Regions from separate parts of the Homo sapiens genome. Here region 1 is linked to region 2. Evidence: read pairs that join two places in POLR2A ChIA-PET (ENCODE). Cell type or tissue: CD4-positive, alpha-beta T cell. All regions are shown on one strand. Region 1 has its middle 28 kb from the start of CASP8. Region 2 overlaps TRAK2 (trafficking kinesin protein 2).

Evidence for each region. ChIA-PET counts read pairs that join two places held together with the same protein. Peaks named below come from ENCODE experiments on the same cell type or tissue, not always from the same donor. Only the 100,000 strongest peaks of a DNase experiment are listed, where the experiment ranks them.
Region 1: POLR2A ChIA-PET joins it to region 2 with 6 read pairs; 5 of 35 experiments call an interaction of 5 or more read pairs at or near these places.

What each region holds. Positions count from the first base shown.
Region 1 is chr2:201,231,389-201,233,888 of GRCh38, reverse strand. It overlaps a transcript of CASP8 not described here. Among named protein-coding and RNA genes, the nearest start is that of CASP8, 28 kb to the left of the region's middle. RefSeq lists an enhancer at 1,455-1,704. In CD4-positive, alpha-beta T cell, a CTCF peak has its summit at 1,476 (motif pointing right); DNase peaks (open chromatin) are centred at 438 and 1,488; H3K4me3 peaks cover 1,204 bases; H3K27ac peaks cover 975 bases.
Region 2 is chr2:201,413,514-201,416,013 of GRCh38, reverse strand. All of the region lies in intron 2 of TRAK2 (trafficking kinesin protein 2), which reads left to right. Among named protein-coding and RNA genes, the nearest start is that of TRAK2, 37 kb to the left of the region's middle. In CD4-positive, alpha-beta T cell, no CTCF peak of the experiment used is centred here; no DNase peak of the experiment used is centred here; H3K4me3 peaks cover 513 bases; H3K27ac peaks cover 963 bases.

The DNA.
Region 1 (2,500 bases), 180 kb after region 2:
AGCAGGGTCAGACTTCTAGAAGCAGCCAGCTAAGGTAAAATATCTGTCTTCTACTCCCTGGAAAGCAGTCCGGAGAGGTGGAACCAGCCTAGACTTCAGTATCAGGCAGATCTGGATTCAAATCCCAGCTCTGCCTCTCACTTGCTGAGGACTCTAAATACCTCCTTTTGCTCCACCCAGCCTCCATCTTTTCACGTGGAAAAGAACTGCTTGGTAAGGTTGCTGTGGGGAGTGAATAAAGCAATATACATAGTGCTTAATCTCACAGACAGCAGATGCTCCAGAAATGCTAATTCTCTTGCCCACTGGTATTCCTCAGGCAGCCACCAGTCACCTTCTTCTGAAGCTGTTGGCGGGGTACAGGCAGGCAGGAAGCTCAGTCTGAACAACCAGCCTTCAGACCAGCTCAGACACAAGGTGAAACAGAAACCAAAAACTCAGAGCACATGACTTACCTCCTCCAAACCTTTGCTCCAACCACTGCCACTCCCCAGGGAACGCCCTCCTCGTCTCCTCCCGCCCACTGCGGAGAGTGCTCCCATTCTCCACCGTTTATCACACACTTGTTTCTCACTTCCTGGCACTGTGAGTTGTCGTTTATTAACTGGTTTATTTTCTTCTTGGAAAAATAATTTTTTTAAAAAATATACCTTATCTATGCACACAAAGCAGCCCCCCAATTCATGAATGGATATGCTTGTGGTTTGTATTTGCGTTTTAATTACTAAGCAATCTGGCTCATCCCTTTGTGCAAAGCATTGCCTTAGGTTACAGTGTAGGAAACTGTATCAGCTCATCCTAGCACTGTTATAAAGAAATACCTAAGACTGGATAATTTATAAAGAAAAGAGGTTTAACTGGCTCACAGTTCCACAGGCTGTACAGGAAGCATAGTGACATCTGCTTCTGGGGAAGCCTCACTGTATTTATTTATTTGAAGGACTGATTTTTTAACAAAGTGAAAACTTCTCCCATGGCCTCTTCAATGCTTCCTTGAGGTCCCCGCTGTTAACATTTTGATTCTTTCAGACTTTTTCCTAGGCTTATAAAGCCATAGTAATTCTTGCTCTGCCACTTACTAGCTGCGTGACCTTGGGCAAGTTACTTAACGTCTCAGTGCCTTCCTCGGCTCATTCATAAAGTAGCTATAATGATTCCTGCATGTGAAGGTTATTATGAGAACAAAATGAGTTAATACATGCAAAATACTTAGCTCCTGGCATGCAGAGTAAAGACATAAATACATAATAAGTAGAAACAAATATTGTTTTATATACAGAGAGACAAAGAGAGACATCACATATACCATTTTGTTTACAAAAGCAGGGTAAGTATACTGTGCCAGTATCAATCATTGTGTTGCATCTGAGCTCCAAGTCCACTCTGTTCTCTTTGGTGACACCAAGCTACATCCCATAAAAAGATCTCCTTTGCTAGCGGCACAATTTTACTGGCTTTGTCAGTAGAGGGCGCCAGAGGGACGGTGCAAGGCCTAGCAGAGGACTGGATTTCTCTTCCGGGTTCTGGTGCTTCTCTTCCTGCTCTTAACGCCATGACTGCCAGCAGCTTGTAGAACCAGTGGTGCTCACCTTCAGGGAACTTTGGCAGCCTCCCAGCGGGCAGCTTCCTGCTCACCAGCCGGGGCCTGCTGACTGCAGACAGCTTGAGTGCTCTTGTACCTTTAGCAGTTAGCCTTCTTTTACTAGTTAATAATTCTTCATATTACATTTTCCCTTTCAAATTACTGGTGTGCTTTCCATCTCTAACTGGACCCTAACTTTTAGCTCATGCCTGGTATCTACCAGATGGCTTGTAAAATTTATTTAACCATTCCCCTACTGAAGGGAATGTGAGTATTATCGTTTCCAGTTTTCAGCTGTTATACCCTGTGCAGTAGTGAACATGTGTTTTTCATCCACATCACTGTTTTTGAAGGAAAAAAAATCCTGGAAGAGGAATAAATTTCTCTGCCATAGGGTTGTGCATGTAAGTCTTTGGAAAATGTTGTGAGATTGCTCTCCCTATAAGGTTGCACCAATTTATATTTCCAAACATAGGTGTAAGTGCCCACTTCCCCACACCCTCACCAATTATTATTTTTCTTTAACATTTACTAATCTTAGGGGTAATGTCTCATTGTTTTAGTTTGTTTTGTGCAATTACTAAGGAGACTGAACATTTTTTCATAACTTCATTGTCAATTTTTATTTTTTCTGTGAAACACATTGCTTATATCCCTTATTCATTTTTTAGTTGGATTGTCACTTTTTTCTAATTCATAGAAATTATTTGTTGATTCATTCCTAAAAGTGTGTATAGTTTTACAGATTTTATTAAGGGCCTTCATTCTTAGTTATGTAGCAAATATTTTCCCCGATTCATTTCATGTCTTTTTTTATGTGATGAAATACACATAACATAAAAATTACCATTTTCATCATTTTAAGTGTACAGTTCAGTAACATTAAGTACATTAATACTGATGTGTAACCACCACTCA
Region 2 (2,500 bases):
TCTATCTTGAAATGAATAATTTCATTTCAAGTGAATGAAACTTTAATGTTCTTTTTTTCCTATCTCTCTGCTTTTAGGATTTTCTTCTTTATCACTGGTTTTTAGCAATTTTGCTTTGATGTGGTTTTCTTTGTATTTATACTGCATGGAGTTGAGATTCTTTGAACTATAGACTTACTGTATTAATTAAACTTGGAAGACTTCGGCCACCATTTTTTCAAATATTTTTTCTGTTTCTGCCTCTTCTTTCTTCTGGGACTTCAGACTGCTTGATATGACACAGCCACTGATGTTCTGTTCAGTTTTCTCCCCCCAATCTTTTTTTCTCTGTGCTTCATTTTAGATAATTTCTATTGCTATGCCTTCAAGTTTACTGTTCTTTTCTTCTGGAGAATATCTAATCTGTTTATCTTATCTAGTGAGTCTTTCATTTTAGATACTGTACTCTAGTTCTATTTGGGTTTTTAAAATGCAGGCATATCTTCTGTTTCTCTTTCCATTACGTTCATATTTTCCCCTTAAATCTTTGAGCATATTAAAAATAGAGGATATAAAAAATTGCTGCTTATTAATTCTGTTATTTCTGTCATGACGGGTCTGTTTCTGTTGACTCATTTCCCTCCTGGTTATGGATTACATTTTGTTTATTTTTGCATATCTAGTAATTTTGTATGGACTGGTGAATATTATGAATGTTACATTGTTAGGTGTTTAGGTTTTGTTGTCTTCCTTGGAAAAGTGTTAAAATTTATTTTGGCAAGACTTTAAGTTATTTGCTGATAAGGTTAACCCTTTGAGGCTTGTTTTTCATCTGTAGGTCTACAGATCATACTCTAGACCAAGCTCTAGTGTGCTTGATTCTAGCACTGATTTAATTATCTTACCGGTAGGCATGACTGGGAAAAAATGGACATGAAGGAGACATTTGGAGGATAAAATGGTAGAGAAGGAGTTGTCAAGCCTGGGCAAGAGTAATAAATGGAACATTATCAGAATATGGAAGCAAGGTGGAAGAGCTAGTCTAAAGAATATTTAGCTTAATCTACTAAGCCTGGATTGTACACTTATTTTTAATATTACATTTTGGAAGTAGGGAATTATTCTAGTCTAGAAGAGATGCTAGGGACTAGTATCTCTTGTAATGAATGTCACTTTTGTTCTTCATCTCCACTATACCGTTGAATACCTAATAGTCTGTTTTTAGCTCTGCATGTATTTATAGTCAACTTCTCTTCCTGAGTATTAAAATGACAATCTCTATGTAATATATGTGTGGCAGGAAAAATTTGGATAATCACATGGAACTTGTAATAATAGAATTTGGATATATGTTCAGGTCTCCTATTTAAGAGATCTGTAAGGATTGAGAGCTTATTTAGAACCATATTTAAGGTTTTAAATCTGCCTCATCTCTATCTCATTGTGGTGATCAAGCCACTGCTTCTCCTTCTGGGTGAATAGGGATGTCTGATATTGCCAGCCTCCTTTTATTAAACTTATTAAAATGTCATTGTGAAGTCAAGGTCAAGTCGTAGGAATTTACTCTCTTAAGGATTTGTTTTCTTAACCAGTACTTTGTTGTTCTTTGCCAGAGCTAGAGCATGTTTCATTATACTACCCACAAAGGAAATACCACATCTCTTTAAAAGTGAGAGGGTTGATATGACATCCTGTACTTTCGCTATTTTAAGCCCTAGTATTTTAAGCATGTTAACAGAAATAACTCTCCTTTTTTGTAAACAGCTAAGTTTGGGAGGTGTTAAATGATGGGCAGTACTGGGAACAGGAAGATAGTGGCAGATACATAAAAACACAAAAGCTCAGTTTGTTCAGAGATGGGGGTGGGGGTGTTATAGGTGTGCAAGTGAGAGAGTAGTGATGTAAATAGTATTCAGTGAGTACCTGTGATCTGCCAGATACCCTGGGTGCCTTAATTGCTTATTTTAGTTACTTCTTACTACTGTTGTGTGTGATAAATGATCTTTATTTTACAAATGAGAGAAATTAAGGCTCTGAAAGGATGAATCGTGTGTCTAACAATTAGTAGAGGAGTCAGATTCAGAAGCTACGTCTGATGCCAAAACCCATGATCTTTCTAATATTAAGAGTGAAAAATAGGACAATAAGTAGATTAGACACCTGGAGGAATTAGGAGATATGTAGGACTAATACTGTATGTTGGAGACATGATGTGTAGGAACTTGCTTTCTAGGACAAGTTGTCAGCCTTTGTCCTGTAAATGGCAGATAGCAACAAGAATGGGTACAGTGCTGGATAGGAAGTCGAGACCCAGGTCTGGTGGTTCTAGTGTCCTCGGCAAGTTACCCATCTTTAAGTCTCAGTTTCCTTATCTAGGAGGCAGGATTGGATGGTTTCCGAAAGTGTCTTCTACCTTTAATACTCTGTAATTATTTAGATACTATAGCAACCTTATTTTAGCAGTCTTGATTTGATCTCTAGGTGTAAAAACTCAATAGTAATACAGTAATAAAAATAGCTG